Regions from separate parts of the Mus musculus genome. Here region 1 is linked to region 2. Evidence: chromatin loops called from intact Hi-C (ENCODE). Cell type or tissue: heart. All regions are shown on one strand. Links, peaks and the distances in the headings refer to the core of each region. The heading gives the core; the rest is flanking DNA. Region 1 overlaps Gm35880 (a long non-coding RNA gene). Region 2 holds the start of Mir6899 (microRNA 6899).

Evidence for each region. Peaks named below come from ENCODE experiments on the same cell type or tissue, not always from the same donor. Only the 100,000 strongest peaks of a DNase experiment are listed, where the experiment ranks them.
Region 1: it touches region 2 in a loop (4-fold over the local background); 3 of 42 quality-filtered maps call a loop at or near these places.

Annotation. Positions count from the first base shown.
Region 1 is chr1:64,215,936-64,231,961 of GRCm38, forward strand. The region is part of intron 1 of Gm35880 (a long non-coding RNA gene); the gene reads left to right. Among named protein-coding and RNA genes, the nearest start is that of Gm39654, 32 kb to the right of the region's middle. In heart, for the core only: no CTCF peak of the experiment used is centred there; DNase peaks (open chromatin) are centred at 8,036 and 10,286; H3K4me3 peaks cover 409 bases; H3K27ac peaks cover 2,514 bases.
Region 2 is chr1:64,033,529-64,049,554 of GRCm38, forward strand. It overlaps Klf7 (Kruppel-like factor 7 (ubiquitous)), which reads right to left. Exons shown (of 4, transcript NM_033563.2): 3 at 8,786-8,909; 4 at 2,135-2,236. The coding sequence ends at 2,185. It overlaps Mir6899 (microRNA 6899), which reads right to left and starts at 8,973; the gene lies at 8,910-8,973. In heart, for the core only: no CTCF peak of the experiment used is centred there; DNase peaks (open chromatin) are centred at 6,773 and 7,643; H3K27ac peaks cover 2,474 bases.

The DNA of each region.
Region 1 (16,026 bases), core at 5,765-10,764, 180 kb after region 2:
CCTTGCCTACACTCAGAAAGTCATTTGAGCTCAGCAGTTCTTAGGGAATGCTCAGGTCTCTGCTGCAGTTGTACCCCAGTTTTCAATTTCCCCCCATACTGTTACCCTAAAATGTCCCCGTTGGAACCAGTACATAGTGTTGTCCTTCAGCGCACACCCCGAATTGTCTGCATGCTGATATCTACTACAGAATCTAGTGACTGGAAGATGTGACCTGTGATTCCAGGGGAAACACAGCTTTCTTTAAAATGTATCTTTGGTGTTCTCTCTCCTGGACTCCCTGCATCTAACCAAGAGTTGCCCCGGATGCTATTGTGTACATGAGAAATGTTTTCCTATTGTCTTTTCTGTGCTTAAGAATGAACTCACCCAGTTTGCTCTGACCTGGATAATTTTACTGTAAATGGTTGTATTGGTTCATGATGCCAGCAACCTCCTTGCTTCTAACTGCATCCCAAGTAATGATTTCAAAACTTGTAAACCAACAGCATTGAAAGATCCTGATTTTCTATTGCCTGCATCTAGTTTTTATTTTCTTTTTTGTACTTGAATTATTTCCTTAAGCAATGTAAATTCTTTTTCTATTTCTTTGTTTTTCTATGAGATTATTCCCAGTGATCCTATATAATAATTTAAAATGTATTGACATAAATTACAATGGGGCTCTATTTTTTTAATATGTCCCATTACCATTGAGAATATAATTTGTCATAAATTATATATGGCCTCCCCATACCTAACTAAGGTCAACAAAAATAGATGCTGGGCCATTAGAATAAAACAGGAAAAAAATGGCAGCCTTCTTGAAGTAACGTGCTAAGTCTTCCCTGTCTCACAGGTGACAGAGAACAAAGCTCATGGGACACTAAAGCAGCAATCATGGTGGATTTTGTGCATTGTAAGCCCCAAGGCTTGCTATGCGTCCTTTCTGGTAGGCTCTGGTCTGGCTTCCAGCCACAAACTCTACCCATCCCCGCCACTGTTTATAGTAAAGGCACACGGGAGAAAGGAGCATTTCCACATACTTGACAGTTTAATTCTCTCCATTCATTAATTTAACACATACTTTTAGCGTCTACTAGAGTTCTATGTTCAGGAAGCACTCACTGGACTAGGCACAGAGTACCCCAGAACACAATGTCTATCAAAGGCCTATTTGTCAAAGATGTCCTCGGGGTACTTCTATTAAGACATAATAGATTCCTTTAAAAGTAGGGCTTAATGGGGAAATTTTAGCAAATTAGGGGTGTGGTCTTGAAGGGGATCATGGCCCCAGCCCCTCCTCGTGCTCCAGTGCTCCTTGCCTCGAGGTAAGCATTTTTAATCCACCATACGCGACAGGTATTCTTTGGCGTAGGCCCCAAAGCAATGGAATCAAATGGCTGTGGAATAGAACCTGTGAAACTGTGAGCCAAAATGAACCTTTCCTCTTTATAAGCTGGTCAACTCAGGCATTTGCTACTTTGAAAGGAAGGAGGTTACTGCAACCCCCAACTTCTGATCCTGACTGGCAATGTGAGTTTTCAGATCTGAATTGCATGGCAGAATATTACAATTGCCCACTGTTATTTTACCTCTCTGATAATTTTCCTTTTTGCATGAAAATCTACCTTTGCTTCTGTTTCAAATCTTCTACCCTCTACAGTGTAAAATTTTCATCTTCAATTCATTTATCATATCATGGGGAAATTAAGCCAAAATTTTTTTCTTAGTTAATCCAGAACAAAATGGTTTTCTCAAGACTTTTCAATATTTCACTCTTATTTACAAAACACTGAACACATTATAGGACTTGATCATGTCTAGCCTGTGCATTCTATAAATGGGCATGACACCCACTTAAAAGATTCCATGAGGATCAGAAGAAACGCTGGTGGAACACCCATGTGTGACTCACAGCATGCATCTCTCTGTAAGCCTTTCAATTGTCTTAATCACAGATTCTTCATTCATACATTTCTTCATTCAAAAATAAACATTTGTTGATGCTTAGATTGCAGAAGGTTGTTTTAAACTCTGAACATATCAACTGGACAAAAAGAACAGCGTACCTGGAAATTATACAGCTCTTTTCTAGTGGGAGGAAAAGGTAATGAATAAATAAAAAGAAAGCAGGCAGTGATAAATGATAAGATTAAAGTTAATCAGGAAGACAAGATAGGAAATGAATGTGGAGTGGGGAGTTGGCTTAACACTGAATAGCCAGAGACAGTCTGAAATAGCAGAGATTGCGCTGAGACCTAAATAACGAGGGGATAATTCAAGCAGGCATCTGAAAGAAGAACTGTGTAGCTAGAGGCAGTCAAGAATGGCATGGAGGGCTTCATGTGTGTAGGAGGAAGGAAAAAGGCTTGAGTCTGACCACTATGGGCCAAGGAGAGCCAGAGTGAGGAGCTTCTGTCATAGTCTCAGTGCAATGGAGAGTTCTTAGAGAAATTAAAGCAAAGGAGTGGGCCTGACCACCAAATCTGATTGGTATGGCTCTGAATGCCATCAGGAAGGAGAGTAACGGGAGTAGCAGAGGGAACACCATTTTGAAGCGATTTTAGTCATCCAGCTGTGAGATGGGCCATGCTGGACTAAATGGTAGTCACAGCATGGGAAGAAGTGAGCAGATACTTGTGTCCCTCTCAAAGGCCACAAGACAAAGCAGAGATTGTTAATGAGCAAGCATGTGGTTCACAATTTCAATAACTAGTAAACTTACTCCAAAATGGCTCTATTGCTAGCAAAACAACAGCACATCCCATTGTCCAACCTGGTAGCCCTGGAAGCCATTTCAGGATTCACCTCCAAACACAGCATAATGAGTTGAATTGTGTTCTCCTCGCTCCAGAATAATATATGCTTCAGTGCTTGCTTCTTGGAATGGGCTCCTGTTAGACCATTCCTTTACAGAGGTGATCGAGTTAGAATGAAACCCGTAGGGAAATCATGTTATTCAGAGAATATCCAGAGAAAGAGAGAGAGAGAGGCAGAACGTGAAGGTAGTGATCAGAGAAATGACATAGAAACTGAGGAACACGGCTCCCTGCAAACTACTGGCATCTGGGAGAAAGGCATGGAGTAGCCTCAAAAGTAATGGCCCAGGAGTATGACATCAATCTTAGCTTTCCATCCTCTGTTGTGCAAGCCACTCAATCTATGGGACCTTTGGTGTAGTTGTCCCTAGCAAATTCAGGCAGCCAGTGTCCCAGAAGGGCAGCCACCAATATCAACTTTGGTAGTTTCCTTTTCTGTATTCAAAAGACAAAATAGATTTCTAATAGAACTATATCAGCCATGGTGGGCCACCTCCCTAGGTGTTTTCAGTGTTTGAGACACTAAAATTTTGCTGCCAGCACGTGCCAAAAAGGAAAAGAGAGAGAGAGAGGAATAGAGAGAGGAAGGGAAGGAGGGAGGGAGGGAAGGAAGAACATTTGCATCAAAATTCTATGGGACATGTGGCTCTTGAGTAGAAATTGTGATACAAGATTCCATTTTAACCAAGAAGTAGAGGAGACAAAGCTGCAAACATCAGTAACACAACATGTCTAAGGAATGTGACCCTTGAGTGTCCTCACTCAGCACAGAAACACCTAGAGCAGCCTTCCCACCCAAGTGACATTCATGCCAAGAGCAACCTGGGCAGGAAGAGAGGGTCAGCTGGCCACCTTCTTTGTCCTTTGAGCAGCATCTCTTTCACATACCCCCAGAACAGAATTTCTATTTCCACCCCAGGTAATAATGTTCTCAAACAGCATGTATCTCCATGTGAGGGTGTAGCTGGTTGTAAGAGAATAAATAAGAGCCTTCTTTGGCTCCTCCAAAAGAAGACAAATGGCCCTGAGTTGCAAGATGTATCTGATCAGAGGGGAACCCAAGCATCTGGAAGAAGAAGGGGGGTGCAAATCATGTCTGTGTATGCTGAAATATGGCACGTAGCCTCTTGTTAGATAAGCCAGAGTCTCCATTGTGTTAAGGATGGGAAGATACCTAGGTCAAGAGACAAAGAAGCTCAGTATGGATCAAGCAGTGCCTGTTGGAAATGGAAAGAGACTGCTGTACTGGAGAAAGGGCAGAAGAGGTTGTGCTACCACAAAGGCAGGCTTCTGCAGTCAATGAACAGTGAACGAGCCATGTGCTACACCCATTGTCTCGTACTCGAATGAGTATCTGAAAGTGTTGAAAATTCCAATCTATCTTAGTTCAAGCTGATTCTATTCCAAAAGTGGAATTTGAGTCATACCTAACGATATATCCACACAGCCCCCTTGCAGGTTTGAGAGCAGATCAGTCACACTGCTGGGCAGGTGTATCTCTTTGTTCATCTCAGTCTTGCACACACTGCATGCTTACTATAGACATTTGCTCCTTCCTTTGATACGATGGATGGACTTAAAACCAATCAGAAACATACCTCAAGATGACAAAAATAGTTTTGCATTAAAAATAGAACCCCAACAGGCACACAGATAGACATTTAAACAAAAGGTAACAGAATCTTCTATTCTTCCAGCTAATTCATCCTGTTAATGCTGTCAGAAACATGTAACTATCTTACCACTAAATTCAAATCTTTGTTTCTAGCATAATGTGTTTCTGATCAACCTTGTCAACTTAAAAATAAAATAAAATAACCCTTTCTATTTATGCCATTGTAGTAAAGGATTCCCTTCTCCCATGCAGCATGTCCAGGATGAAAGTGGGTTGTTGCCATAGCAACAGAACACAAGGCAAAGAACTCTGAAAAGGGAGGTCTCTGCTCCCAAGGCCATAGCCACAAGAAAGCCTCAGGCCTCTTAGTGGTGGCAGCCAAGAAAAGCAACCTGCCATGACTTTATACTGTCAGGTGGCAGCCTGCTGTTAGCATAAGGTTCCCCAAAATTAATTATTTGCATAATTCTGGATCATACGCTCAATGGAAAATAAAAATTCACTCATGTATTCATTGCCATACTTCCTAGACAGATTTTTCTCTTTGAATAGCCTGGCACTAGATATTTTCCCAAACACCTAGCACACAGGTGCCTTGCTGCTAGAAGCTGCATAAAAGCTACATATTTAGCTACTTGCTGGTTTTCTTCTTCAGTCTGATATTGTTCAAGATTCTAGGGGCAAAACAACAGCAACAACAAACCCAGGTACTCTTGTTCGAAGTACTCATTGCGTGGTGAGGAGACCAATGTATGTAATAGCCACATACCCTTTCTTCCTGACCAAGGCCTCACAATGCTGAACATTCGGGAAAATAGTAAGCCACACGGGAGAAATACAGAAAAGGAGAGATATGGTGAATGAGTCCCACTGGATGAACAAAGAACTAGGGTTATGATTGGGGATCATCTGGTCAAGGAGACAGCACAGAGGAAGGCCTCACGGTGAAAGAAGCCCAACTCACACAGGGACAGCAGGAGTGCTTCTCTGGTGTTGAATCTGTAAGGCAGGCTGGGCGTGGTGGCACACCCCTTTAATCCCAGCACTCGGGAGGCAGAGGCAGGCGGATTTCTGAGTTCGAGGCCAGCCTGGTCTACAAAGTGAGTTAAAAAAAAAAAAAAGAATCTGTAAGGCAGAGAGGGAGGATGCTGAGCTCTAGGTGGAGAAGGGAAAAAGCAGGCTAAGATTTGGACAGGATATGGGCATCCCTTGTAGCCTTTTCTTTGGAGCCTGGAGCTGCAATTTCTGGGCAATGGAGGCAGAAAGATGGCAAAGTCTACTGCCCAGATGGCCTGTTATTAGCAGGAAGGAGAGATGCTGGATAGATACGGTTAGAATCAAGACTACCTGCCTAGAGCTGCCTCAGACACCTGGGCAAGAGACGTACAGGAGTGTGAATCCAAGCAGGGTAACCACAGTGGAAGGTGAGGACAGACTATCCAAACAATAGAGTCACACAGCATCTCAGAAGGCTCATCCTCCGGTCCTGAGACTACATCCTTCTCTCTGTACCAGTTTTAACACTTAGCACTTCACAGACTGAGATAGGGCTCAGAGGGTAAAGATGCTTGCTGCTAAGCTTGATAACCTAAGTTCCATTCCCAGTCCCATGTGGTAAAAGGAGAAAACTGACTTTTGCAAGTTGTCCTCTGACCTCTACATATACCCCATGGTACACCACACACCCACCCACCCACCCACCCACCCACACAATTAAGTGTAATTTAAAAAACTTTAAATGAAAAGTGTAGAGAAGGTAAGCCAAGCTCTGCCATGATCAACAAAGCTACCACTCCATCACATAGCTCAGACATTCACTGAGCCATTATAAACATCATGTTCAACCCTGGCAGCCGAGTTGATGGACAGGCAAACATATGCCTTTCTTGAATTTAGCACAGTACAGTTTTCTATCATTTGTGGTCGGGTGGGGGTGGGGCAGAAAAATAAAGGAGATCTTTTAGAAAGATTTCAAGCAATATCTCAATGTCAGCACAGAGTAGCAAGCAAAATAAAACTGATAAAGGCTCTTATGGAGACCGCGACAGGCTTCTCTGGTCCTCCTGGTCTGTCTCTCAGCAATATTAATTTTCAGTGCATTCCAGTGGGAAAAATTCGAATGTAGGGTGGGCTTCTTCCTCACAAGGGAAGAAGAAGCAGGCATGACCAGAAAGGAAACAGTGAAAGCCAAAAGGAGCCAAGCCAGAGAGCAGAGTCTGGCCCTTTCATTTCCCTGGTTTTATCATGTAAGCTTACTCTAATGAGGCCACTGTCTTGAAAGCAACCTGAGCAGATCTCATCTAGAAGGAGGAAGTAAAAGCCTGGGTAATTTTCCAGATAATTTCCTTAAAAGAAAAAAAAAAAAGCGACCTCTCTCTTCCCAGTTGTTTATAACTGATATAATACAGGAAGTCTCAATGCTTTTTAATGAGTTCCCAAACGCAAGTTCTGCTATTTAATTTTTTTTAAAGCTGCACTTGCCTAAAATATCTCAGTAATTCAAGTGGAAAGGGAGGCTTTTGCCTAAATTATGAAAATGACCTCAATTTATTCCATGTAGCTATGGAGAAGTAGGTACTGCTTGGTATCTGGGCAGCAGGAATCAATCCCTCCCCTCACAGGGTCTGGGACACGTAGGTTCCTGGGTGTTGCAGTGGGGTGGAGGGGAAACCCATGCGAAAGTTCAATACTGTATTCCTTTCTGCTTTTTCATGAGGAATGTGTGTGAGCCTCTCATTGACTCGTTCTGCATCTACCCAGTCTACAGCAAGCACCAGCTCCTTTCTGCCCTTACTACAGAGGTAGAGATACCGGACTTAACACTACTGACTGCAAAAAGTGGCTCTTGCTGGAGGATCAGCCCTGGAGCCGGCTTGTCTCTGTTGTTTACATGGAGGGATGACTGAGCAGTGGTGATGATGCAAAGAAACGGCCTTGTTGCTACTTCTCTTCCAACGCAGCATCTGTCCAGCTCTTTGCTGCTAGTCCTGTATCTGCCACCTTGAGCCTGTTGGCCACCAGTCAGCACTCTTTCCTTCCTCTTCCTTTTCCAGTGCCCCCGGGATAGAGGCATTGCCTCTTAGGCTTTACTTCAGTGGAAACCTTAGACTGCACTGAGGTCTGTGGGCTGAAGAGACAAACCCTGTCCTGCAACTGGAAACAGACCTAGAGTCTCTGCCTCTTAGAGGGGGCTCCCAGACAAAAGCTTCAAATCTGGGTGAGGATCAGAGGCAACTCCTTCTGGTGGGCATTCAGATTGCTACACTGCCCTCAGTAGTCAGAGGAACCATAAACAAAGATGCCCACAAGGCCACTCAGGCACCCAACTGGAGTGCATCCCTAGCCACAAGCCGCCTCTGCAGCAGGCATGGTGGAAGGCTTTCTCTTCTACATTTAAACACTTCTCAAAAGGAAGGGCCCCTTTCTGACATAATTCACAGGGATACGTGTGATTAGACATGATTTCCCAAAACATAAGAGCAGTCAGCAGGCTCTATCCCAAGCATGGTCTCTAAGTGGTTAAGGCAGGAAGAGAAAAACACAGGGAGGAGGGAGAGGGTGGGGGATGGAAAGCCAGGGCTCTGAAGTCTTTGTTTCTCTCCCATCTGGCTGGAAGCCAGAGGCGAAGATCTCCTTTGTCCACTGATCTGACAGTCATCCTGTGTTACCACTCGACAAAATCAAAGTACGGTGCTTTCACAGGTTTATGTCCGTCGCTCCAGAGGCTCCTGGGAAATCTGCGGTCCTGCGCCCGATGGCAGTAGGGTTCTGGGCTGCGTTTCTGCTTTCAAGGTCACAATACAAATTAAGAGGGCTCCACTTTCTCCAAGAGATTCTGTCATTGTTAGCATTCTCCTGGTCCTCCATGGGGACCCAAAGCATGCGCTCTGTGGCTTTAAGGGAAGGGAGAGCTCTCTTCCCAGCCCTCCCCATCAGGTCTCTACGGTTAGACTTTAGCATGTAAACTTCCAGGTCATAAATAATTCAAAAGATATGAAGACAATTTTCTTCCTTCTCCATCTATCCTACATACAGCATCTCCTCTTCCTTCCTGGCTTCTAACTAACGCTAATGTAATCAACTGGCAGTAGGCAGCCCTGGTGCTGACTCACGCCAGGCCTGGACCTTGCGCATTCTCAGACTCTGCCATCCCGTTTGGAAATGAATGATCAAGAAACCCGGTCCTGATCTGCCTACCTCTCTTCTTTTGATGTCCCTGTTTCTTCTTCCTTCTCCCCCGCCCCGCCCTGCCCCCTCCCATGGATACCATGTCACCTAACTGAGTGGCTCTCATGGCAGCTAGCCACCTGCAACAGTTTCAGTTACAACTGTGCCAGAGATATTTGGGCACTTCCCGTGGTCCTGAGGGCAGCTCCTGAGGTAAATCCTGAGTGCACAGGGAAGAGAGAAGAAAGAATATGCTAAGAATGGGAAGAGGAATGAGACAGATCAGGCCCCTTGTTACTCAAGCTCAGAACTTGACTCTTCAGTCAGGCTTCATGTGTATTGGGAAACCTGACAGTGTTAAAGTCAGGAAGAACAGCTCTTCTTCCCAAACCAGTGAGCATCTAGGACACTTAGCCCCCTGAGACAACAGTACATGGAGGGTGGAAAGAAGGCAGGAGACACAGGTACAAGGGCAAGGGCTAAAGGGGATAGAACAAAAAGCTATATATTCTCAAAGAAAGGACCATGATGTATAAGAACACATGGCAAGTCTAGGGAGCCCCGTGGCCTGTTTCCTCTACCTTCTGCTCTTTCCATTTAGCTGTAAATATCTATCTTATGTAGAAGCATTCTCTATCCCAACCCCAGAGGGATTCCTTTAAAATTTTCACGATCATCATCCTCCAAATATTAGTTTAGCTCTAATGTATAGGGTCCTCTGTGAGGAAATAGATCGTTTACCCTTCTCATCTCCAAATGCTTGTAAAGAAAACACTTACAATATCCCTGCACTGTCCTGTCCATTATTTTTGTTTGCTTTCTTCTCCTAAACACCAGTAAAGTACACGGACGGATAACATTAAGCATGTTCTAGAAAGAGGCTGAGCTCTCAGAAAGGGCTGGTGGCTAACACACTGACCCTTACATCTACCTGTTCCCAGGAAGGGAGAGGCACACACGGTAGGTCCATCTGCATGGACATTAGGCTTGTGGTTTAGTAAAAAGATAAAACCACAAAGTATCAGAAGTTTGGGGAGGGGCTCCTTGGTCTTGAGTTCAATGAACTACTTTGTTTGCCTGTACACCTACCCCCAGCCCTACAACCTCCATGTTGGATTGTAAATTGCTCTCCTACCCTGGAAGTTTTTTTGTTCTCCACAAGACTAAGGATGGGAGTTTACAGAGACCAAACGCTCTGATCACAAACCTACATTGGCTTTTAAAGACAACCTGTTAGAGCCACCTCTGTTTTGTCATCTCCCCCACCAGGGGCTTCTTTCTGCTAAGGGTGTTTCTCGAGAACAGCCGAGGTGTACTGGTTCCTCTGAGTTCTATTTCCAGGTAGGGTATGTGTGTATTAGACTAACTGCATTGTTTTGTGACTCTCTTTGATGACAAAGAAGACATGTACATGGGTGGCAGCACATCCTCTTTGGACCACTGAGAAGGCACCATGGACTTCCTCCAGGAAGATGAGAACAGCATGAGATAAGCCCCCTGTCCCTGAGCATCCTTAGATCATGTTCTGTACTTCTTCTTCCTGATTTATAATTCTACAACCAAGGGGTCATTGGAGTGCCGGGAAAGAATCATCTACACAGCACACAGCATTCTAACAGTTCTTACTTCACTGCCAAGAATGGAAGGCGTGGTTCCCTTTGTCCTTATTTGACCAGAAGGCAAGGCATGGAATGCTGCCGCAGTGCCTGTGCTGGAAACTCCCCAAATAAGCCTACAGCCCGGTATGGCCTCTTGGCTAAACGTTTGCACAGTTACTCAAATGAAGCAGCAGGCATGAGTCAGGAGGGAGAAATAACCTCAAGAAGGGAGTGGGGGAGGGGCAGGGAGGTTTAGGCTACCCAGGGCTGGGAGATGGTACTTTACAGAGAGCAATGCACAGCAGAGGCTCCAGGGACAGACTGTGAGCCCTCCCCCTACGCTGCGCCACCTGCCAGAGCCATTTGCAAAGCAGCTTGTAAGAGCAGCTAAGGGAAGGAGCCACTTGTCCATCCTCTGTGCGAGAGGCCAACAAGGACTTTAAGCATTGCTGAGAGGAGCAATAAAAAGACATTAAATATTTTATCTGTTTTGAACACTCACAATTGGAACCAAGGTTATACACAAGCTGTGAACCTAAAGCTCTGGGGTAGCACTGACTCAGCAAGGTTGGATCCAGCGGGAACGTGAAAAGATACGCTATTGAATTCCAGCGTTAAGTACCCAGTAAGAGCAGATCACCAGATCTATCTATCCTTGCCTTGCAGAGATGGGGTGCCGGCAGCTGGTGGCCACAGATTATTAAGCGTTTATGGCATGCTTCATTTTCTCTGGGAGGGAAAATAAAGATCCCCTTCCGGCTGCCCGTGCTATGCTCCAAGGGGCTTAAAGGAAAGTACAGTTGTCTTTTGAAAGGTGCTTCACTTCAAGTTTACAAAGGGTTGGTTCCAGCTCATCCCCACCCCACATGCAGATACCAAAGTCTTCAGAAGGCTTAAATCCATGATGCTAAAGGGCACTGTATCTGTACTGACCCAAGTCTGCTTTACAGTCTGTCTAGATTGTTTGTAATACCTGCTCTAACGTAAACGGTGGACAAATAGATGCCAGACTGAATTGTTCAGGGGACAATGACAAGAAAAAGTCTGTATCAGTCTGGTTCAGTTGGAATATTTTTTCTGAGCGTTTTGATTGGTAGTTGTTTGAGCCTAAAAATAAATAAATAAATAAAAGGCAGTTCCACAGATATGGAGATCCATGCTGAATAGATGAACTCTCTCCCTCTCTCCCTCCCTCCTTCCTTCCCTCCCTCCCTCCCTCCCTCCTTCCCTCTCTCCCTCCCTCCCTCCCTCCTTCCCTCTCTCCCTCCCTCCCTCCCTCCCTCCTTCCCTCCCTCCCTCTCTCCTAAAGTTCAGACCTCCCCAGATGCCATACTTCTTCATTGTTTTGTTGTCTTCCTCTTGCTTATTCTGAATATTGGCATTCATCAACTCCACTGCCTTAGAGAAATGCTAGAAACAGCAGCTTAAACAACAAAACTTAATTTTCTGAAAACTGGAAGTTTGAAATCCAGGCACCACTTCCATGGGCCCCTTTGAAGGCCTTGCTCTGGCATTGCAATGGGCAACTTCCTCTGGTGTATCCCTATCTTTTCTCTATGTTATCCTATCTCTTATGGAACACTATTCACAGTGATTTTATCATAATCACCTCTTTACAGACCTTATTTCAAAAACCAGTCCATCCAAGGGTACTATGGGCTATGATTAAAGGTCTCAATTCAGTCCATGGCAGTTATGATTTCTATGCATGTACAAATGATGCTAGGCTTTGTCTGCAAGACTTTTGGCAAACACAGGAACATACAAGATCTGCCCTATTGTGCCTACTGACTCACGGGTACCATCATCTCCTCTGAAAGGTAAAGCCAAAATACACAGGTCATTTTGAGCGCAAAAGCAAAAAGAGAGAAGAGGCATTCAGTATAATAGTCTGGGGAAGCAATCTCTGGTGAAGGAAAGAGGGCAGTTAGAACAAGGACTCTGTCTACCTCTGTCCATGCTGTGTCTGGTCCCTGTCACCATATTCTCTCATTTGGTGGCCTAGCCCTTTGTACAAAAGTGGCTGATGCTGACTGCCTCTCTTGCTGCCTCATGTAAGCAGCCTGTTTTGATAACTGGAGGAGTTGCCCCCTGTTTTCAATAGAGGTGGAGTTCGGTACTGGACCACATCAGGTTTCAAGTGAATTCAGGTCACAGCCTCCTTCCTGAGTCACTTTCTCTGCCTTTCCCCAAGTGGCCTGGTCATTTCAGAGGGTCATATTACCACTGCCCAAGACAAGAGTCCCTTCAAGCAGAAGTGTGGTCTTTCCCTTAATCCCCAAAGCATCTGCCCATCCCAGCCAGCCCCACCCCCACAGCCTCCCTATCCAAGGACAATGATACTGTGACCTCTCAGGGTGACTGTGGCTTCATAAGAACAGGATAGTTAAAGTGTAGAGTCAAGAAAGGGCACTCCTGTGACATTTGTTATGCTTTTTAAAAATACCATTTAGACTCTTCTGCACTAAGCCCATGTTTCACATCTTATTTTGAAATGCTCCTCTGAGTCCAGCATGCGGGAGGCATGACAAATTTGGCATTTCAATCCATATGTCCACTTAAATTCCAGGAATACACATAGATTAGGGTCATGGAGCACCTTCTGGTAAGTGGAGTCAGAGGCACAAATCTATTCTGACGCACACACAGGGAAACGAGGGAAATTAACAAGAATGGAGCAGGAAAGATAGCTCTCATTTATCTTCTTTTTATTTCACAATTCAAGCCTACATTTTTTAGAGATTTTTTAAATAAGGTTTTATAAGAAATTCTTAATCAAACAAGATTAGGAGTCGAACAATGAATTAGTACTATTTACTCACAATACACAGGGTAAAGAGCAGTATATGGAGAAATAAACGTATAAATCTCTGTTATCCAGGATCACACAGAGTAAAGAGACCTAGGCACACAATACGATGATTAACAATGAGAAAAAGGAAATCTGGGCAGTTGCAGCTGAGAAGCGTAGAAATTTCACACCTCTGGGTTTCACCTTGTGGATGGATGGTCACCTCATGAAAAGAGCCATGGAGGAGATTTCATTTGAGCTTAGACTAGAGTCTTAAAAGCAGTATAGTTTCACTGAAGGTGCCTGAGCAAGGGCACTGGAGTAGGCGGGAAGCCAGGCTAGGAAACAAACTGGCAGAGCCTGGCTGTGGCTATGGCCCAGGTACTAGCCAATTTACTCCTCAACTGAGGTTTGGCAGCGATGTACAGAGGAAGAGCAGAGGAGGCAGAAGATGAAAAGAGTGAGTGAGATTGATCTTCTCACACTGGGTGAGACAGAGAACAGAGACCAAGGTCCTGAAGCTACAGGCTTCCCAGCCCAAAGATCTCTTAACTCCCTTCTCCTCCTCTAGTCCCCTAGAGACAGCACACAAGGCTTTCTCATGGAAATCCTAGGTCATCCCAAGAATGTAGCCCTGACCTCTGAACTCATGAGGAAGAATATTAATCATTTGTGACCAGTTGTCAACCAAAAATCCTCACAGCTCTCTGGCTTTGGGTCACCCATTTGCCATCAACCCCAAAGCAACTCCATTGTGGTTATGTGTAAATATATATGATCAACTGTAACTTGATATTTTAGGCTTCAGGTCATAGACCTCTGTTCCCTTCTGGATTTTGTAGTTGTCTATAAACATCCTTTGTCTACCCTCCTCCATTTCAACAGCCCTTACTTCTCTTTGTGTATTATCTATGATCCCAGGGATCACGTGGTATGGTCTAGGTTAGACATGCAAAACACTTCATCCACCTGTCCTTGTTGATATGACAGATATCTCTAAACTTAGCAGTTACATAAAACAGTCTCCTTTTTTTATTTAAACTAGTTCTAGCTTGGTATCTGACATTTGCACATAAACAGTGTCTGAAACAGTCTTTTTGTGTGTTACTGTGTACATGACCATACTACTCCCTACTCTGGTGTGAACTGGCTATTGGATCCTTGCCTTCCAAGTCCAGTATATTCAGAAGGAAGAGCTTGATCAAGGCACTACATCTTTCTGGACTTGGATTTCCTTATGGGTAATTGTTCTGCCCAATCCCTAACCATCTTTCCAGCCTTACCAATTCTGATTCTAAGTCATCACTATATTTTGAATTAGGAATCTTGAGAATCTGTCTCATGAACTACCCGACACACAGTCATTCCACTTCCTTTTCCTAACACCATAATATGGCCCTTGAATACCAGGTAGACAGCCACTTCCAGCAAGACTGAGGCATTAATCATGGTTCTATGTCATTGAACATATGTAGACATGAACTAAGAATAGCATTAACAGAAACAGCAACTCTTTTCTTGGTGATGTGGGAAGAAAGGTTCTTGGGAAGAGTGAGGAAGACGAGGGGTTGGGTAGGAAGCAAGGTCACTCACAGGTTTATTGAACTAGGATAAGTAGGAGATAACCCCCACAGAAATGTCTAACTGGTAGATTCTATAGCAGAGGGGGAAGTCTCAAACTTTAGCAAGCATGGAAACAGTCCAATGACCTTGATGTAGTTGAAGACAGGCACAAGCCAAGAACTGGAGGGAAAAACTGCTTAAAAAGAAACACACTGGCAGAGCAGTGACAGAGGAGAGCTTAAACTAGGGGTCAAGGGATGTACCTAGGAATGGAGAGACACCAGGATTTAAACAAGATAAATAGATGGCTCAGGGGTTAATGAAGTGCACTTACTGCTCCTGTAGAGTACCTAGGTTCAGTTCCCAGCACCCTGTGGCTCACAAACTCCAATAATTCCAGTTCCAGGACATCTGATGCTGTCTTCTGGACTATATGTGCACTGCAGGAAAGTGGTAACTATAAACACACATACATGCAGGCAAAACTCCCACACATAATAATAATAATAATAATAATAATAATAATAATAATAATAATAATAAATTGTTGTGGGTTTTTTTCAAAAGGTAAAGGAGAAAGCAGAGAATGACCAACTTCCTGAACTACTGCACATGCTTTGTTAGTGGTGACTGTTAGGGACGAAAGAGAAGATACAGTCTAGGAGAAGGGTCCCTCTGCCTTTGTGTCCTTGGCAGCTTTCCCACTGTCTAAGGAGTGGGCAACAGAATGCCATGAGGCCCAGTTCAGCCACAGTCTAGATTGTGCCCACATAATAAGGATGAATCCTGATCTTACTATATTGGAGACTGTAGTGGACACTTTGGTACCTTTTCTGAATTCAACCACAGGACTACCCTCCTCAGCTCTCCTACCAGCGTCTTTGCCTTGTTCAGGATTTCCCTAATTCTATAAAAGCCTCCTAGGCAAGATCAGACAGAGTGTGGAATTCACATGCTTTTCCCCTAACTTTCAGCCACTGAGAGCTAACGGACTCATTCCCTGGCCCCTTTCTGTTTGCCAGTAGCAGAGATTTCAATACATCAACGTTGTTGGCTTTTTCTCCTTCCTGGCCTTGATATGCCTGCGCCTTTACTCCTGCTGCCTAGGGGTGTCTCCTATGAAGTCATCTATCCAGACTCAGTGCTTGACTGAGACTTAGTGCTCAGAAGAAGCAGACCAGACCCAAAGAAGCCACATTCTGTAGCGGGTTGGTGGTTGCGGTAAACCAGTATTAGCAGAAACATGAGTATACATATGCCTTTAAAGTCCCAAAAGGCTAAATAAGTACAACAGATCTCTGCTCTTCTCTGTAATGACTAAAGTAAGCTGTATCCTACAGGACAAATGGAGATGCTGCTCTGGATAGTATCCAAAGCTCGTGGTCATAAATTCCTCTTGGCAGGGCGGACATGCAGTGCCTGTTCTTAGGACTTTGAGTTGGAAACACAAACAAGCACAAACGGCAACCACATCACAGTAGAATCACACCT
Region 2 (16,026 bases), core at 5,230-10,229:
AAGGCTAGACCTCGAAATGCCCCAACTGTCCAACTGGAAGCTATAGCATTTGTGACAAAGCGGTCCCTTTACCCTCAGACAAGTAGATTCAACATTTCAGTAAAACCAAAGCCGTAGAAAGCTGAGAACCCAAGTGCCAAGGATCTTGAAGGTTGCTGTCATATGTGTTTGTGTTGCTTATATTATTATTATTATTTCTTTTAAAAGACTTCAGTTTTGCATCCCAAATATGTATGGGCGGCATTTTAACAGTCAGTGGATAAAACAGTCAGAGGAGGGCAGGAGGGAGCCAGCTGGTATGAGGGTGCAGCAACCTTGTACGGACCAAACGCCACTTTTGTTTGTTAGACGCGTCTTGAAGGGATGGTCCCAGAATATACAAAATATACAATCTGCCTTAATACCCACCCCGCTTGCTTGCATAGGCCAGTTAATGGTCCTAAAGGCAGTCTTTGGAGTTTAGGCCAGTGCCAGCTAGCTAAGAATTCGGGAAGATAGAAACCAACATTGGATGTGTGTGTGTGATATGCAAGTGAGCAATATAAATCCCTTGGAATCAGCTTTCAGGGTAAATATGAGGCCTCTGTTGATCTTGGGTGCTCTAGGTCACAAGCCATGGTGGGTCTAGCCAAAAAGAACCAGTACCCCCTAAAGAAAGCGCCCCCCCACCAACACCCGTAGAGACATCATAAGAGTGACACATTCACCCTTTCCTTAATGGACAACCTTCATTCCCACAATGGCATTTTGAAGTATGCATTTAACAAGTGGGTACCATGATCTCAGAGGGTGAGTGAGGGAAGGGATGGGATGATGTTTTGTGAAGCCTCTAGATTTGGGAGGCATCCGCGGACTCCCCCACTCCTGGAAAGAGTGAGATTTTTGGCTTTTTTGTCAGGTCATAACCCAGAGTTAGATTAAATACGCAGCTGCCCTTTGAGACTAGCGAGATCTATGCTGTAAGTAGTTATAGGGTAGCAAGGACAGTAGAGTAGCCGCTCACTGTGAGCTGAGGTCATCACGCCTTAAGGAGGGATGAGAGAACTCTGATGTCCCATCTGATTGGCTGCTTCGAGAGCTAGACATCCAGGTGCCGAGAGAGTCCTGGAGAGGTTTAGTCCACGGAGAAAAGATAAAACATTTAAGCTTCCAAATAAGCTTTTTTTTTTTTTTCAAGTTTTCATTAGCAAAAAATCAGAGAGATTTAAAAAGAAAAAATCTAGCACTGGCAAGAAGGTGAGGCTCAAGGGGTATACTGTGATTTATCATCAAGGACTTTTATTCTCTTGGCCACTTTGCAGTCATGCTAGAAGTTTTCAGAATCCCTAGTGCATATGATGTGCGAGAGTCAAAAAAAGTAAGAAAAGAAAACTCCTCCCTCGAGAGTAAAGTCTAGAGAGATGCAGGCCAGAAAGGTGTAAGGTGTAAATCCACAGTCTGCTGCCGCTAAGGCCGTTGGTAGCAATTCAAAAGATCTCACTGGTCCTAAGAAGAACCAAAACCAACCGACAGTTCTGTGAGGAAGTCTGACGTACGGAATAGTAGGACTTTTCACACACAAAGGACAAATAACCCAGGAGTTAAGTTTGGCTACCAAACTGCAATTTGGTTTTCTAGGTCAATCTCCCCCAACTATTTAAAAAGAAACATTAGTGCTACACATATGCAACCATAAGATGTTGGATTCTCTTATCACGTTGCACTGAGAAGTTATGTAAGCCTCTTGGACTGCGGCCACCATGGAGACAGACATCCGTTTGCTTTGTTTTCCATTGGCAACATTGGGAAGTGATCCAGTAGCGCTGGGGTCAGCAGCCAGTGCCTTGCCGAGTTCACCTGGCTTCCTTCTTCCTTGTCTTCTATCATCTGGCTAGGGCAAGGCATAAGAAATAGACGTATATACTTTAAATATAGTTGAGTGCATGAGAGTGGATCTGTGTGTGGGTCTGTGTGTGAGAGGGTGTGTGTACGTGTGCGTGTACATGTATGCACACAGAGGTTTGTAAGCGAGAACTTTCTTCTGCGAGGCAGTTCTCCCCGCCTGAAGTCCAGCCCTCTGCCTCACTGCATTTCCTTCGGACATTGGCTGCTGCCATGGCAACTCTGGCCTTTGCGGTGTTTTGTTCTTGTTGTTTTTTTTTTTTTTACTTTTGTTTGTTTTTATTTTGTCTTGTTTTGTTTTGTTTAGATATGTCTCTTCATATGGAGCGCAAGATGGTCAGACCTGGAGAAACACCTAGAACGACAAACAACAAGCATGTCAGAGAGGTCCAGCTACTTTTCTCAGTTTTAAAGAGAGACAGCACTTGTGAGTTATGGAGAGACGAGGAAGTGTGCTGGAGGAGTCAGCTCGGGTCAGACTGCTTTAATTCAGACCCTAGCTCTTCCAGTAGCAGCGTGGCTGATGGGGACACTGTCTCTTACGTTTATTTAAGGATTAGGCAAGAGAAGTATCATAATATCACATCGCACAGAGTAAGATGTCACTACACGGGGACTGTTATGATTATAACTATACTTATCTAAGAAGGAACAAAATGTGGAAGTGCTCTCTAAACACATGACATGCTCATGCACTGTATATACAATAATGAATAACTGGCCTATGTCACCAGTTAGTAGAACACTGATGTTTCAACACCCACTTTGCTGTCTCGGGCTTTACCATGAAAGCCTAGGAGTGTATTGCCTATAATTCCAGGTCCACACAGGCATAATATATTCACACCAAGACAAAGAACAGAGTGGTGTTCACAGATAGCCCCAACACTATCCTGGGGACATCTCCATGATGAGTCAGTCAGTGTGTGTGTGTGCATCTGTCTGTCTGTCTGTCTGATTCAGTATGTGTTAAAGAACTAAGGGGAGGATACATAGGTGGAGAGTCATGGAATAAAGACTGGGGCTGAGGCTCTTGGACTAACACTTGGGGCTTAAGTTCCATAATCGAGCACCTTCCTTGGCAGATGCTATGGTCATCTTCCTTCCTCTTTACTCTGATGGTAGACATATGAGAGTCTCTTGGGTAGAAACCCTTTTATGTTCTCACTAGTATAAAGCTGACCTTCCTTCTAAAGTGAAAGCCATGGCGGCAGTGATTGCTAAGCAACAGTCACATGACACACAGAGGCCAAAGGAAAGGTGGTTCTATAGCTACTGAAATTACTGGAAGAGAGACATGCTCCTTCCACTGGGAATGCTAAATTGCTAGGAGATGAGCTTTGAGCTGCTAGTGTGCCCATACTGCCGCTGGAGAAGGAAGTGAGCAGAGAAAAGAATCTGGATGGTATCTGGGAACTTGGATTTAGCCAACCTTAAAGACAAACTGAATTCCATTTCTAATAGTTATTCGAGCTAATAATCTAAGCTTGTTAATAAGTAGCCGTTTACACTGACATCAGTCTAAGGCAGGTTTCTGCATCTTACCAATAACAGTGTGGGCATTTCCGTGCTCTAACAGTTTGCAATATCAGGGTCTGGCGGAAGTACCTGCTGTGATGCATGTAAAGCAACAGCCATGCATGGTCTGGCTGTGTGCTCTCTCCTTAAGCTAGCCCTTGCCTGGACTATGACAACATTCCTAGGCATCGCTGTAGCTTGAGATAGCTCCACCACTCAAATTCCTTGCTAGGACATTAGCAAGCTACCCATTCAGGCTTGCAGAGTTTCCTGTCCAAAGCAAGGCTTCCCTGTGTTTGCTCATTCTTAAACAAACAAATCACAAATCCACCCTGTTCCCTGACCCCATACTCTCCACACCCTCTGTTTATGCCCATTCCTTAAATAGGTACATGTGTACAACAGTATCCCAGGAGATGATAAGAAAAAAAGACAAGGCTGGGCCAGTGGTGGCGTACGCCTTTAATCCCCGCACTTGGGAGGCAGGGGCAGGCAGATTTCTGAGTTTGAGGCCAGCCTGGTCTACAGAGTGAGTTCCAGGACAGCCAGGACTACACAGAGAAACCCTGTCTCGAAAAACAAAACAAACAACAAGAAAAGAAAAGAAAAGAAAAAAAGAGAGGAGAGGGGAGGAGAGGAGAGGAGAGGAGAGGAGAGGAGAGGAGAGGAGAGGAGAGGAGAGGAGAGGAGAGGAGAGGAGAGGAGAGGAGAGGAAAAAAAAAAGACAAAGACAACAGAAAACTTACAGAACAGGAAACTTACAGCATAACAATCTACTACAAGATCCCCCGAATAACAGTGCCAGTCCCAGCAGCTTATTTTAGGCCCTTAATTTAGAGTGAACTTGTTATCTGGACTGTCCCTATGAAACAACTGAAACAGATTCAAGGTATTATAAAACAGTGATATAGCTAAACAGTCTTCGGGATATTCAGCTTTGAACTTGCACAATTCTGTACTGTCATGGGACTCACTGTCTTGCTCTCTTCCCTTCCCTCCATCCCCCCCCCTTTTTTTTTTTGCCTTTTCTAGCATCTAGAGGCTGCCCACACCATTTCTGGAAACTCCAACCCTCCATCATCAAAGTAGAATCCTTAAAAATGCCAGAGGCGGGTGAAAGAGCCAGAGCAGCTGGTATGGCGGAGGACCGGGAGTCTCCAGCAGTGAACGTGGGCAGCCTCCGGCCCAGCAGTTCTCAACCTGTGGGCTGCAACCCTTTCTCAGGGGTCACCTATAGCCATCAGTATACACAGATTTTACATTAGGATTCATAACTATACCAAAAAAAACTATAAAGTAGGACGAAAATAATTTTACGCTTGGGGGTCATCACAGCGTGAGAAACTGTATTAAAGGGTTGCAGCACTAGGAAGGTTGAGACCCACTACCCTAGATCCCGGAAAAAGGCAATAAATCAACTCCAGACCCTCAAACCTCTAGAACAGACAGGCTACTGACATAGCCTTGGGAGAGGGACTTATGTTGAATTGAAAGTTATTAGACTGTCAAGAGAACGATTTTGTAATGTAAATTAGCACAAGGCGCCTGGTTGCTATGGCAGTGGTCAGGGTGGGGTTAGGATCCGAGAGAAATCAAGAGAACAGGCCCTTGGAATCCCGTGTCCAGGGTAACTGGGGATTTGAACAGGTGTGATAAGGAGAGGCCCTGGCAGAGGGTTAAACCCTTTACTTTGCTTCTTAGGTGCTGGGAACATGTAACATTATTCACCCAGTCACACGTGTTCAGCTTTTCCTCTGCTCTACTGTGACAGGTCATCTAGCCATATATGCCCAACTATCTGCCCTTATCCTGTAATGCTTTTCAGGAAAACAGCCAAGTCCTTTAGCATGGTATGAAATACACGCTGTGTGCCAACCGACCCCAAACGGGCATCTTCATTTGCTCAAATTCCAGGAAATGTTTGATACTCAGACCTACAACAGATCCCCACCATTAAGACCTACAACAGATTCCCCACCACTCAAATTCAACAGACCAGGTCAGGTACTTGGGTGGGATTAATTTATATTTATCAATTTATATTTACTGAGCTCGGCATAGAAACAGGAAAGACTATAGATAAGCTGCGCGTCTAGAAGTACAGAATCCAATCACTTTAAAGGGTACCGTACCCCAGGAAGTACTCATAAAGACTCAAAAGCCTACTGACCTCACACGACACGGTCCTTACTGATTGTGACTGCTACGTTACAGAGGACTAGTCGGTGTTCTCTCGCTTATGGTCAGGACCCTTTGAAGTCAAATGTGTTATTAAACCAACTGCAATCCTCTAGGGGACTCAGAGGCTAATACTTTCATCACCTAAAGGTGTACTGTCGTACTAAAACACCCCCACTCAACTATCCAAGGCCTTGTCTGACTACCTGAGTAACAGCCCCACCTGGATCCTAACAGCCTACTTAGGAGAAGGCTTTTCTGAGTGTTCCCTGGGGAAGAAGTACAGGCCAGTGAACTACCATCAGTAGCCTCATGCTCTCTGGGCTGTGAAAGACCTGTCCCTCTGGCACGGCATCACTTAGTAAGCTACAGTAGGTTCTGTCTGGCCATGGCAGCGATACGATGGTGAGGATCCTCTGTAAATCACCTCACTGGGTTTCCCTCCAGCCTGAACCTGAAGCCTGAGTGTCTTCAGAGGCCAGTCAGGGAAAGCATGCAATGCAATGGGGCCAAGTATAACAAACACGTAACACCCCTCCCCCCAGATTGTTTCTTTACATTTGTGGTAAGGCACCAAGTATGGAGAAATGGTACTCTCTATAAGAGGAAATAATACAGAAAGCAGAGTACTAGACAACTTGCTCTCATGTTGAATGGGCAATAGGGAGTGATGGGGATAGGAGAAAAAGCAATCATTACAATACATGACAGCCATTCAGCTCCAGTCTATGACAGCCATCTGGAAATGTAAGCCTACAGTGGTCAGATGCAATCGTTCTAGATAGAACTACAAACACAGACTTGTATGGGACATTTAATAATCTTATGAACAAAGAAAACAAATATAATTAGTTCATGTGTTTTTAAAACTTGCACACGTGAAAAGCATAAATTATACACGGTGTATGTTTAAGAAAAAGAAGAGTAAACCGAGAAAGAGAGAGAGCTGAGGCCCGGCCCCCTGCATTTACGCCAAGAGAAGCCAACGGGGACCAGGTTCCTGCTCCCAGGTGCAGATAGCCTCAATTTCCAAAGGTCTAAGTCACCTAAGGAATGGCAGCTCCCCATCTCTCCAGGGCTTCCTTTCATCTGCTTTGGGGCCTCACGACAGTTCCCAGACCTGTCTATTCTTAGCTCCCTGAGCAGTAAAATGAGAGGGACTGCCTGTCATAAGACACTAGTGAGTTGCAGCCCTCATTCCTGACGTTGAAAATGGACTCCTGACGCAGGGCATGGGACTCTGGTGGACTCAGAATCTCCCGCGGTGTCACTTCACAGAATCTGTACCACCAGTACAGCAGATGCCATCTCCAGAGACCGCAGTGTGTTCTGGTGAGGAAGGCAAAGCAAATGACTAACCGATGACCCATTGCTGCTATTTCTCTCACACCAAACAGGCTTGGAATATTTTTCCACATCACCCACATGAGTGGGAGACTGCTAGTATATTGGCTGCATAACGTTAGGAATTCCTCAGTGTGTTGAAATGGCAATTTCTTAGTCAGTCCTCACTCTCCAAAACACATAATGCCACAATCCCTGAGCCTCAACACCCTTCAGAGATGGGTGCCTTATGGAGGTACCTCCAACCACCACGCTGTGACAACTCACAGGGATCTCATCTTCATCCCGGGTGATACAGTGGACACATCTTCTGCACAGGTCTGTGAGCAGTCAACAACCTATAGGTTTCTTTATTAGCCAAGGCTGGGAATGACTGAACCCAGGGACATGGGAGATGGAAGCTGAAGAGATTGTCAAACAGAAACACTGACTGGGACACGCCGAGGAAGAAAAGCTGCTGTCCTTTGCACATTCCAGAGGCCTTCTAGGGAATGGGATGACCATGGGACAAGGGCTATGTTCCTGGGTAGCAGAAGCTGCTCTTCAGGCAGAAGAAGACAATAGCCGAGAGAGGCACACTTCCTCCAGCCTGGGGGAGAGGTTATCTCTGCACTCCAGGAGCCAAAGCCTCTTTATTTAGTTCTCAGAGGATGAAGATAAAAGAAAAATAGCCTCCTCAGGAAGACTGGGGGAAGGAAAGCCAAGACTGTCCTTTATCTGCATCCCAAAAGAACACCAGGCCAACTTGGCTGAGCCTGGATTTGAGCATCCTCCTACTACACTCCAAGAAAGCAAACTCTCAAGAGGAAGGCCTGGCTGGTGGGAGAGGCAGGTGTGGAGCACAGGGCCTGGGAGAGGCAGGAAGTGAGGCCGAGCTCATTTCCTTCCGAGGACAGCCTGGCCTCCTCCTGGACATCCTGCTTCCCCCCCTTCCCCCTTCGCCCACCTCCCCCGCCATCCTGCTAGCTGCTGTCCAAGCCGAGGGGACCCTGAGGCTTTCGGGGGCTTTATTGTATTAGAAGCATTTTTCTCATCATAACCAAGACCTTTAGTATTGCATTAAAAAGATGGTTAATTTTCTTAAGCTTCCTTTTAAACACAGAAATAGGATTAGAAGGATAACATGCTCAGATGCAAGCCCATTATTTGATTATGTCTAAACCTAATCCTGCCTTCACCTTGGCCTGCAGAGTCTCCATTTTGGGGTTTATCGGCTGATAATGCCAGGGCTGTCAGATACTATTACTTGGGTACTATCTGTTGCTACGGGATCCTTTTGACTATCAAATACTGAAGGTTTGAAATTGAATTACAGGACGAGTTTGCAGAGTTTTGCCATCTTTGGACCCTTGAGCATGTCTTCAGCGAGGAAGGAACAGTCCAGATGTCCAAAGGATAGGCCCATTTTCAATAATGCTTTGGAAAAAGCCTTCAAAATCGGCCTTTCTCCCATTAACCAAACTTTTTTTTTTTTAAACATAAAAGATGAACAAAGGTGGTATGGATGATATTGAAAAGGCCAGAGGAGGCAACTTCTATTATCTTTTGTCAATACGCTGTTAATTCTCTGCCTCATCAACTACCTGTGTGAGGAATGACATCTTGTTTGTACCTAGTTACTAGCACTGGTTCAAAGCCAGCACTGAGTAAATGCTATGTAACCCAATGGAGACCCTGAAACTTTACTACATAAGAGAGTGCATCTTTTCACCCTTGCAAGCAGTAGAGAAGTAAAATGTATTGCCAGGCCCATAGAGCTGTGCACGAGACAGGCCTGCTTGCTACTAGACCCAGATCATACATACAGACCCCAACCTACTGCACTATTTCCCTCCTTAGTCCCGTAGCTTCTAAGTCACCTTACCTGTCGCAGTGGTTACACTTAAAGGGCTTTGCACCTGTGTGTTTCCTGTAGTGCCTTGTGAGCTCATCGCTCCGTGCAAAACGCCACTCGCATCCTTCCCATGAGCACTTGTAAGGCTTCTCACCTGCAGAAGACACAGAAGGACAATGGTCAGAAAGGATCTCATGCCCGCTGCGTTCTGCTGCCTGGTGGCTAGTCTCAGCAGATGGCCTCTCAGATCCTTCTTGGTAGACTACATTCTCTAATATAGAACATTACTTTTAAAATAATAATAATAATAATGATAATAATAATAATAATAATAAATAAAGCCCCCTGGTGCTGTGTGTTCCTTTTGTCTCTTTCCTTTTTTAACCTTCAAACCTCTGAGCCATCATCTCGGTTCCCAGAGTCAGGGCACTTCCTTCAACTGGTGAGGGATCAATTTTTATTTATTTTCTATTCCCAGGAGCACGCCAAGCCCCACGGTCCAAGCAGAAAGGAAATTGCTATTTTCATCTGAACCACAAATGCTTCTAATTCTATTTTTCTCAAGAACCTCCAGTAACTTACCATTTCAGTCTCTTTTGTCTCTCCCTGACCCCCTCTTCTACCACAAACCATGGCCAGAGACCTAAGTGCTGATACAAACGCCTCAGCCTCCTGGAACCCGTGTCCCTTTCAGCAAATGTGCCTGGGTGGACAGACAACAGGACCACGACCAACCGAGAGGGAGTAAGACTAAATCCCTTCCTGACTCGCAGCATTCATGGAGAAACTGCCCAGAGGTTCCGATGATTCAGTGACTCTTCTAGAGGGTTCATGCTGGATAGTAATATACATCATTGCAAGATATTTTAGAAGTCAATTTATAGAGCAAGTTTTAGCGGCAGGGAAGCTGCTGAGAGATATGGAATCCGAGCACTGGTGCGCAAGTGACCTTTCCACAGAATAAATACAGATGGAGGATACGTACGAAAAAGTGCAGGACTTGTTATTTTTTTTTTTTAAACCCATCACATCTGTCACCAAACAGGACAAATATTTATCCTTCCAACTGTATAGTGAGCTGATCCTAATTAAGTAGAATGGCGATGTTTACAGACCCATGAAATCATCAAGTGCAGCCCCTGCCCCCAAAAGGCAGATGAGCAAAATGGTTTAGGGTCCAAAAGCCAACCTTCCTGGGGTACTACAGGCAAGGCTGGTTAATCTTGGGTGACTGTCTAACCTTGGGTAAGTTAACAAAAGCTTTCTTTGCTCCTGTTTTCTCGGGGATAACAAGAGTGTGCACATGCCCCTAAAATGTTTAGAAAGAGCAACAATGTGGCAATAAACTGCACATTAATTAGAAACAGTAGCTAGCACATGGGAGACTCATAGAATCAGTAAATATTATAGCGTATGTAATTTGAGGTCTGGAGAGATGGCTCACTGAAGTGCCTGATGCATAAGCATGGGCACATGAATATCCATCTCCAGCAGCCACGTACAAGAGCTGGGTACAGCCGTGCACACCTGTAATGCTGCCACTAGAGAGGTGAGACAAGCAGGTTCCTGGCGTTCATGAGCCAGCCAGCCACTGTGCTTAGCCAAGCTGGTAAGCTCCAGGTTAGGTGAGAGATTCTATCTCAAAATCCAAAGGGGAGAGCAATTGAGGAAGACACCTGATGTTGACTTCCGGCTTTCACACTCGTGAACACATATTTGCATATGCACCTGCATGCACCCATTGACACAGCTACAAGAACACATACATATATATGTATGTGTATACACACATACCTCCCTCTCTCTCCCTCTTCCTCCCCCTCCCCCACACACAAACACACAATTTCAGGCTACAGAGACTACACATCCAAAGTACTATGTATGTACCCATTTTTCCCTGATCAGCAGCTACATCTCCACCACACAACCTTTAAGAACACAGTACCCAGGTACTGTGTTTTGCTTATTTTTTCTTCCCACATTTTCTTCCCTTTAAACTTGACTACAAAACATCCACAGCTCTCTGTTTCTATCACCTAGAATCAAATCTAACATGCTTGAAAATTATTACTTCACTAAATTGGTGCCCCAGTGAGCCCACTGCTCTACAAGACCCAGTACAGCAGAGGGGAGACATGAATTTCTTTCAGAGAGAACCAAGAATACATAACGTGCTGAGAGCCTGGAAGGAAATATTCATTTTTTGGAAACCATGTGTGCATGCATGTGTGTAACACCAAGCAGTACTAGGGTCACCTAAAAGCTAGCACCTTGCTGTAAGACACTTGAAAGGATGTACCAGATGAAGGAAAGAGAGGAGGTGTCCCCTCAACTTGGGAGTGACTTTGTTTGAATTCATTATGCTGTACTTTTACTGTCCAATGGGAGTGAACTTATTAGTAAACCTGTGACTTTGAAATAAGCTATGGTGCATCCAACGGGTACCTACTGAATAGACAATGAACCTCAGTTCCTCTCCCTCACCCCTGCTTCCTGTGTTTGCATGAGCTGCTAGCAGGGAAAGGCCTAATCAGATGTCAAGTAAAAAAACGAGAGCTCACAGCTCCAAACAGCCAAGGCTGGAGTCAATGTAGTCAGCTTAAATATGGGGAAACAGGGAGACAGTTCAAGTTTTAATAGCTCTTTAGTATGTGGGTAGAGAAAAGACCAGGGTGCTCTTCAGGAATGTTCAGAATGAGAGGGACACCACAGGAAAAGCAAGACATCCAGTGCCCGATCTGAAAGCCTAGTGGGCATGGTACTTAATGCCATGAATCACTCACATGGCTTTGTTCTTTCACATGGAGATCTGATACAAAAATAACTATGGCCCCTAAATGATCAGAAATTCAAAATGCCTTCCAGTCGCAAAGACATTCAAACAACAACAACAGCAACAATAACAATAACAACACTGTCTAAAGACTGGAGGTTCATAGTACCAGGGTCCAAACATGGTCAAATCACAACCAAGAACTGAGGGAACACCATAAAATCACATAGCAATAAGCCAATATCCTTTGCTCCAGGTCAACCTCACACTGGCGCTGGCTGATCCAGCAGAGTAATCATGCTGTGGAGGGTCCAGGAAGGACAGGAGCAGGTGGCACTTAACACTGGATGTCCTCAGTTCAAAGTGTGTTCAAAGGATCTGTGTTGGACCACATAGAGTTCAGAGGTCAGCAGAGCAGATCTATGGAGTTGGGACTATGCCTCCTCATTCAGGAGCAGGGTACTTAGGCCACAGTACTTCCACATTCGGTGCCCAGATGCTTACGTGCGTCTGTACTTGTGAGATGGGTTTGTAGAATTATTGTTAGCATTTCCATCACGGCCCAGACTATGTCTTCATAGACCCCATCTCCCCATGAGGTGTAGACACACTGATGATACCAACAAGGCACAAGTTCCTACGAGCCTACCTGCGGGAAAATTTGCTCACTCAATAAAAGCTTTAATGTTCTTTCTTTATAAAGGGATTTCCCCGTTTGGAAGAGAAAATAAAATTTAATGTGATAGAAGGAAAAAAGGAAGGAAAGGTAGATAGGAACTGAAGTCAGGGAAGAAAGTAGGTGTAGGGGGTGCGGAGAGGGGGGACAGAGGAGGAGATAGGGAAGGAGAAAGAGGGGTGGGAGTGGAAGGAAGAGAGGGGAGAGGCATACAATGGTGACGAGGAGGATAGAGAGAGGAGAAAGGAAGGATGAACAATAGGAAAGGGGGGATGCTCAGTTGTAAGTGGAACAGGTTAAGCTGTTACTCAGTTCTTCTTCCCACCTGACCTCTTTCACCCCGCCGCCTTGTCTATACCAGACACTGCTCCAAGATATAAAAGTGATGCACACGGCAGGTGTGTGGCACCTAGAATGGCTATACCATTCAGCTTGCTCTGCCCCAAGAGTGAGCAAAAATGTCCAGGAGAAGGGCATTTGAGACAAGGGACACAAAAAGCATGAGGCCCGGAGTCCCCAGTGGATCACATAGTAGATATAGGTGTTCCCTTCACAGAGGTGGCTCTGTGCCCAGCTATGCGCCCAGCTTGCCGTGCGGGAAGGAGAGCGCTCTTCAGAACCCCCAGGTTTCACGTTGAATATCAAGAACCACTTTGCCTGCCTGGCAATCACCTCAAGAAACTTGCTTCCCTAGGGGGGAACATGCCACCTCAGAGGTGATTTACAGTTGGATGAGGGCTCTTAAGGAGAGGTAAGGGTGCCTGAGAAACACAACTGACATTTATCGAGGTTGAATTACAGCAAGAATTCGTGCACTTCCACAAAATGGATCTGAAATGGAGCATGCTCTAAGCCAGCATGGCGTTCTCCCTGCTTCTCACAGGGTCACTCTCCCTAAACTGCAACCCGCAGATGTGATCGATCAAACAACACCATCATAAATGCTTTCTGGCCACAGACCCCAAACATATGTAGATTTATTCACGAATTATATAAATGTACTGAAGTGCTACTATGCTAGCATATCGTAAAGCCTTTATTCAATAGATCAATTAAAAAGAATGAGGGCAAATTAAATATAAATAAAGCCATACATTATTCTTCTTGCATTCAAAAAGATTGTAAATTAAACATAAACAGAAGTTATACTTTTTTCCTCTTGCACTTGAAAAGACCAGCTTCTGAGGCCAGGTCCTGGAAGTTAAAGGGAAGCTGATCCTTCAGCCCTATGACACTGGATGGCTTCCACTCTGGGCCCTTACACTTTATTCTTCTTACAGGAGTCACAGAAACTTTGAAAATTCAAATCACAGAATGTGTCCCTTTCTGGGGACCTTGAGGTAGTATAAATCCATCCAAATTGGCTTCCTTGACATTCTGTGGTAGATTCTATTTTGAGCATTTGAATTTTGTTTTACAAATTTGAAAACCTTATTCTGAGTAGGTAAAGTACTTTCCATAAAAGCATGAAGACCTGAGTCTGGAATCCCAGGACCCAGGTGAAAATCCAAGCATTGTGGCACACAGCTATAGTCTCAGAGCTGGGTGGGTGAAGTCAGGATACCTGAATCTCACTGGCCAGGCAGCCTAGCAAAACCAGTGAGCTCTAGGTTCAGTGAGAGACTCTCTCAAAACAAATGAGGTAGAGAGTAACTAAAGAAGATATCCAATACTCAATTCTACATTCAAATATGCACATGTGCATGCAGTCTAATACACACACACACACACACACACACACACACACACACACACAATTTTTTTTTTTTTTTTGTGAAATTGGCCTTATACTATACCAGGCTACCAAAATCATTCTTGCCTTAAAAGTGGTTAAAATGAAATCCAAGTGTATAATAGTTCCCTATCACTCTCAGAGTAAAAGTCCCAAGCCTGCAAGCAGTAGATGATGCAGTCAGTATGACCTGACTCCTGGCTACCTCTCTCATCTCATCTTTCTCCTCTACCAACCTCCCCTTCCAGGAATCACCACCTTGCCCCTCTGCTTCCTGCATGCACTTCCACCTCAGGGCCTCTGTCCACCCTTGTTTTGTCCTATGCCTGGAACATTCTTGCCCCTTCACATAATTCTTCATTTAGTCTCTGGCTCAGAGTATACCCACCGTCTTTAGCCTCTGTAAAAGTCAGTAAAGGGTGACACGGTGGCACACACTGTCATCTTAGCTTGTGAGAGGTAGAGGTAGGGGGATGCAGAGTTCAAAGCCAGCCTGGACCACAAAGGGGAAGCCTTGTCTCTAAATGAAAACAAGGTGCAGCCTCTTCCCTTATCCACAGCTCTTGGTTGCTTTGAAATGAGATGGCATGGTATTGGTGGGTGCTATCGTTTTCCTCGGCTAGATAGTCAGCTTCAGGCAAGCATCCATTTTGTTACTGTAATGCCAACAGCCCTGAGTATTAGCCCAATATAGAGTATTAGCCCAATACTCTAAATCCACTTTCTGATCTGCAAAACCATCATTTCTAACCCACTATCACATGTTCTCCACAGAACACACTACATGAATAGTGAATAACAACAACAATAACAACAACAGTCCCCCAAACCTACTGCATCTTCATTGTCAACAAAGACTGGTGCCCACACAGGAGCAAGATAGCTTGTGTGAATTCTAATCCCTTGCTGCTGTAAGAGGTAAAACTTGCTTGGCCTTTTAAATCTGACATTCCTCTTGAACATGTGCTCCTCTACGATGTATTCCTTCACTAGCAGGGGTCACTTCCATCTCTTCCCTATCTCTCAGGGCCTAAAGAATGAAGGTCCTGACCATCTCTATCTCACACCTAAGGATCCAGGTCTCCTGAGCAACTGCCCCCTGGAAAGCATCAATTTATGAAGCCCATTTTAAAAGGCTGCCTCTGGACTGGACTAGAGAGCATCCCTGGTGGAGCAGATGCACTGAGCTTCAAGTTCACCTTTAAGATACAGATGGTACCATGAAATAGGAGCATGAAGCAGGATCCTGCACTCAGGGATTTTTTTTTTTAAAGAAACATGTAAATGAGCATTGTGCATGCAAATACTCTAAATCCACTTCCTGATCTGCAAAAAACGTCATTTCTAACCCACGTCTTAAAAAGAGGAGAACTTTGACGTGGCTAGAGTACTGCATAGGTTAATCTGAATCTTTATTTATTTGCAATGTGATTACTAGGCATCTGGACATGTCAAGGTTAGGGTCCTTTCAGGACTTGGATTAAGAACGTGGAACTCTCTCAGGTGAGAAGGATAGAGAATCCTTACAGTTTCCCTTTAGAAGCAACCATCAGCCATTTGCAAAGACCCAGGGAATGAATCGTAGAGGCAATGCCACGGAGCTCCCAAATGCCAGGAAGAGAACAACTAGCAAACATCCGTCCACAACCTGGCAATGCTGAGAGCTCAGACTATAGGTCCTGCAGTTAAAAAGTGCCAATGCTGAGTTACTGATGGCTTCTGCAGAAAACTGTCCAGATTTCTCTTTGATTCTAGCTGTATCTTAAGTAGTTTCTCTTCTTCTCCAGTAAAGGCTTAGCTGACAGAGAGAAAAGAAGACAAAAACTGTACTTCTCCAGAACATTAAAAGCATCTGCAATAGCTACCACATATAATAAAGAGCATCTCCACTAATCCCCGTCCCGCACTGACCTTCTACTCATCCACTATTCCCTCACCAAGGCCTCGCAGGTGCCAGGACCAAAGCCATTGCATTCACACAAAGCATGTATCCATTCTTCAGGGCAAGTCACTATATATTCCATTTTTTAATTCATTCTTCAAACAGCTTTAAGGCGATGGCCAGCTTGGGTTATCTGAACTCTTCATAG